Linked DNA regions of Mus musculus: region 2 is linked to region 1. Evidence: chromatin loops called from intact Hi-C (ENCODE). Cell type or tissue: gastrocnemius. All regions are shown on one strand.

Region 1 (2,500 bases):
GACAGCTCCATCCTCAGAGGCAGTATTGCAGAGTCCAACACCCCCACTGCCCCTGAAGCCACATTCCCTGACCAACTTTCCCAAATACTGGTCATGTCCATACTTGCAGGCCTTGCCATTGCATGCCTGACTAACATGCAGGCTCCCTATCTCACCAAGAAGAAAGACAGTCTTTCTAATGATCCAGAAGGCCGGGCATGGACTAACCCCCACCCTCCTGACATCATCTGCTCAGCTCCTTGCCTTCATTCCACCCCAGCCACTCTGGCCTTTTTCTAACTCACCAAATATAGTAAAGCCGAGGCCTTTGCTCTGCCTGTAATGATCTGCCCTCCCCACCTCCCATATCCCCCCGACTCTCATCTTTAAAACTGTCAAATATCACTTCAACACCATCCTTAACCAACCCATAACCTAATTTGCTACTTTATTTTGCTTAATTAATTCATTTCCATGAATGGGCTATGAACTTTATACCCACTTTGAAGCAAAGTTGTACCCACTTCGTTCCGTTTCCACAGCCCTAAAACACTACCTAGCTCTGTGTGGGTGACCTCTGACTCTATAGTTACTGAATAAATTACACAAGTGAAATAATGTTCAGCTTAGACACCTGCCCCTGCTCTCAGTTACAAGGTCAAGGCCTGGAAATGCCACTTATGAGTTGGTATTCTCCTCAGAGGGCAAGGGAGCTGGCATCTGGGCTTGCAGCTACACACACACACACACACACACACACACACACACACACACACACACGTCCTCCCTCACTTTCTTCCAACACACACTTAAGGAACTTCGGGCAGGTTCTGGAGGAGCATGAATCTCCACTGCTTCTGGCCACATGATGGGGACGGAGGCTACCTGGGGCAGAGGGGAGCCTGAGGAGGGGCGCAGGCCAGCACAAGCAACCTGCGATGGCAGGGCCAGCCGAGGCAGGCTCGCCCTTCACGCCCTCTCGCACTAGAAACCCCGGCCTTTGGAGCCCCAGAGCATCCTCGGGGTGGCTGCCCTGGCTTGACCCCTCACCGCTCCAGGTTCGCTCCTGAGCACCGTCCCGCGCTCCTCATTGCTGTCCGGCCTCCGCCCCGGCCCGCTGCGGCTCCGGCCCTGGCCGGCAGGGGCCGCTCCTCGCGGCGCCCGGGGCCCCGCCGCGCCCGCCGCCGCCCGCTCCCCGCCCCTTCCCCGGCCGGCGTTCCCGTTACGCCGCCGAGCCGGGAGCCGGAGCCGGAGCCCGCGGCCGCAGCGGGAGGCGGCGCGGGGCCCGGCGGCGGCGGGGCCTGCGGGGCCTGCGGGCGCGCGCCGGGCCGGCCAGGGCGGCCATGGCGACCAGGAAGGCGGGCTCGCGGCTGGAGACGGAGATCGAGCGCTGCCGCTCCGAGTGCCAATGGGAGCGGATCCCCGAGCTCGTCAAGCAGCTGTCGGCCAAGCTCATCGCCAACGGTACGCGCGGACGCACCGGGGCTTGCGGGACCGCCGCGGCCTCCGGGGCTAGGCCTGAGGCTCCGGGCGCGAGCAGGGGCGCGGCCGGGCGGCGAGGCGCAGGCCGCGCGGTGTGCGCGGGCCAGGCCCTTGGGGAACGCGGGGTCCTCCGGTCACGCGGCGTGCGGCTGGGCGGGCGGGCTGTGCCTGTCGGAGCCTTGGAGTCCTGACGTGCAGGCTGGAGAGGTTCACCGACCCCAGAGACCGGAGGCCAGCCCCGGGCTTCCAAGAAGTTGGAGCTTGTGTGTGTGTGTGCGTTTGTGTGTGTATGGAGCCCCCCGGGACATACCTGTGGGCATCTGGGGACCACCAGAGTGTGTGTGGTGTGCTCAGGGGTCCTGTGATGGAGATGTTGTGAACATATGGTAATCAAGGGCCCCAGGAGGGAGCTCAGACTTGGAGGGTGTCAGGGGTGGCATTGGCAGGTTGGGATTTGTGTCTTGAGGTCAAGACAGTTGGGTGTCAAATCTGCAGACCCAGAGAGGATAGGGTGGAGAGTACAAGGGAAACAGAGTCAGGGAGTCTGGGAGAAGGTTACTGGGCAGGAAGATGAGACTGTATTAACAATGAGGGAAATGGAGCTGATTGGATGAGGGGCCTGGTGCGCCCAGGAACCAGGATCTGACTTGGGAAACCTGGCGGCTGGACTTGGCCAATGACCCCATTTGCTGAATTGGTTCTTCCAACCCATCAAACCAAAACTGCAGCCAAAATCACATTCCAGAGCGAGACTCCACGTGGCCTTATTTGTTTTGGAAGCAAGTATGGTTAATATTTGCTTGTCTTTTCGTACGCGCCAAAACCACAGGCAGGCACTTGGAGCCTGGGCAGAGAGGGCAGAGGATTTTGTCCTCCTTCACCTCTGGCTTCCCAAGACTGTCTGAGCAGGCGTGGGACAGACAAATCACAGAGGGAATGAATGAAGGACTGACACTGCTCATTCAAGGAAGGACATGTGTACTCTTTTCAACCTTCACCCCGAACTACCCAGAAACGGACAGGGAAATCTCATAGCCTC
Region 2 (2,500 bases), 65 kb after region 1:
AAGGGCAGTGACTGACCCTTCAGCAGGAGGCTGACCTCGCCCTTCTCTTGAGTCTGCAGCTTAAGCTGTGAGAGGCAGCAGAACAGGCCAGTGAAGTGACTTGGTGCTGGAATCCTGTTGCAGACGCTGCTTAGCTGTGAGACTTGAAGGCATGTCACTTAGTCTCTCTGTGTTCAGGAGTCTCAGTACTCCTATAAATAGCCGCAGTAACTGGCATGTCATTATCGTGATGAGCAGCCAGGTCATGTATTTCCCAGTACATTGTTAGCCACACATCAAATATTAGCTTAGTGTTCATTACACCCTCTAAAGTTCCCGATGTGTAGATGAAAATCTGGAATATTACAAGTACATTGTCTTACTAGGAATGTAGAGACAAGTTTATGAAGAATCCTTTCAGGGTCATGTAATTGCCTGCTCGTCTGTTTCTTGTGCTTCAGCTTTCTCTTTTTATAGCAGAACTAGCGGGAATTGAGTTATCTGATTTCAGAAGCCTAGAGATCTGTCCTTTACAGAGGATGGTTGTATACCAGGTAGCATGCAGGGTGCTGGCTCTGCCTCTTCTTCCTCCTTGTTCCAAATGTGGAAGCAGGGTCAAGGGAGATGAGTCCATGGGAGCTGCGTGTTAAATGTTTGTTTAGAGTTGTCCTTGTTAAGTTAGGGTCATAGAGACACGGGCTGATGATGTTCTCTGATAGTTATCTGAACGAGAATGAAATATAGCAAACATATGTGTAAGATAATTTGATTAGACAAATCAAATCAGATAGGGTTATCAGTGATGCAGGGTGGCTTTGGTTAGTTTCTATTCAGATCGAGGCAGCATGCCAACAGCAAAGTTTTCTGCCCTGTAAGGTCCTGCTGGCAGTGCAGTAGCATGGATAAAGATGACCTCATCCCTGCGGTCATAACCTGAGCCCTGCTTTTGGCACATGAAGTCACCCTGTCTTTGGGCTTTGCATATACTGCCTGGCCAGCTGGTGGTGGCATTCTGGAGCAGGAGCAGGGCCAGGGTGCAACTCTACCCTCTGCTGACAGTTTATTTCTTCACACCCAATTTTGGAAAAGAAGCTAAAGCTAAACTGCCAGGCATTGGAAACTGTTTCTGGGCCAGCTTAGTGCTACAGTTCCAAGAAGAAACACCAGGTCCCCAAGTATTACAGAGCGCACCCCATTCTCCTCAATGAGCAGCTCAGAGAGCACAGGTCACAGCTTGACTCTAAGATGTCTGCCATGCAAGGGAACTTGAGTGGCACAGCTGAGTGATGGATCCAGAGTGGATTAGATTAAGGTCAGTGTGTGTCTTGAATTCAAGCTAGGTGCTCTGCTGAGAGAGGCAGAGCCTGAGCTGAGGAGGACACAAGCCACGGCATTCATGGCTTCCCAAGGTGAGACAGTGGAGAGACCATGTCCACCTTGCTCTCAGTTCCCATCACTTCAGCCCATTCAGAGCACAGAGAATGGAAATGGCCAGAGATGGACTGGCTAGCCTCTGCTCTAGCACCACTCATTTTGAGCCTGACATCTGGCTGCCTGGACCTGTGTCTTAGTCAGGGTTTCTATTCCTGCACAAACATCATGACCAAGGAGCAAGTTGGGGAGGAAAGGGTTTATTCAGCTTACACTTCCACGTTGCTGTTCATCACTGAAAAAGTCAGGACTGGAACTCAAGCAGGTGAAGCAGGAACTGATGCAGAGGCCATGGAGGGATGTTTCTTACTGGCTTGCTCAGCCTGCTCTCTTATAGAACCCAAGACTACCAGCCCAGGGATGGCACCACCTACAAGGGGAACTCCCCACTTGATCACTAATTGAGAAAATGCCTTACAGCTGGATCTCATGGAGGCATTTCCTCAACTGAAGCTCCTTTCTCTGTGATAACTCCAGCCTGTGTCAAGTTGACACAAAACTAGCCAGGACAACCTGTATTGTACAACATTCCAGAAAAGTCTAGTAACCAGAGAGGAACAGTCACTTATGGTCATGTTTGTGCCTTGTTTTAATCAAATCATCCCTCAAAACAGTAAAGCATTTTCTGTCTGCCTGTTCTCAGTTTATATTACATTTTACATTACTTCCATGGTTATATAGTATTTCAAGCGATGCCTTATTATTGGGTCTAACTTGGCATCTTTCTTCAGGCAGCTTATCCATTGCTTTATATACATTATTTCCTAGGGGCAAATTTCCAGAAGTGGGATATTTTTACCACTCTTGTTACCATGTCCTGGGGCCGTTACTTTGGCAGTTCGGGAGACTCTGCATCTTGGCATGTTGTTAGAAATTATTTTCTAGGTAAACAGAGTGTTTTGCATGCTTAGTTTACATTTTTAATTATTAATGGAATTGACATTTCCCCCATATTTGCTTAATAATAATAATAGTTATTATTATATTAAAGAATAGTATCAGTGAGATATAGCTCAGTGGGGAAACGTGTGTGCTGCCAAGCCAGAAGACCTGAGCTCAATTCTATCAGTCAGGCAGGACTCACGTGCTA

The links. Hi-C counts contacts between places; a loop is a spot of excess contacts. Peaks named below come from ENCODE experiments on the same cell type or tissue, not always from the same donor. Only the 100,000 strongest peaks of a DNase experiment are listed, where the experiment ranks them.
Region 2: a loop joins it to region 1, with 2.1 times the contacts of the local background. A loop is called at or near these places in 3 of 42 quality-filtered maps.

The regions. Positions count from the first base shown.
Region 1 is chr12:100,519,514-100,522,013 of GRCm38, reverse strand. It overlaps Ttc7b (tetratricopeptide repeat domain 7B), which reads left to right and starts at 1,192. Exons shown (of 20, transcript NM_001033213.1): 1 at 1,192-1,443. The coding sequence starts at 1,323. In gastrocnemius, a CTCF peak has its summit at 1,074 (motif pointing right); DNase peaks (open chromatin) are centred at 1,120, 1,434 and 2,110; H3K4me3 peaks cover 1,745 bases; H3K27ac peaks cover 1,620 bases.
Region 2 is chr12:100,454,095-100,456,594 of GRCm38, reverse strand. All of the region lies in intron 4 of Ttc7b (tetratricopeptide repeat domain 7B), which reads left to right. Among named protein-coding and RNA genes, the nearest start is that of Gm36375, 40 kb to the left of the region's middle. In gastrocnemius, a CTCF peak has its summit at 1,002 (motif pointing right); no DNase peak of the experiment used is centred here; H3K4me3 peaks cover 1,178 bases; H3K27ac peaks cover 2,500 bases.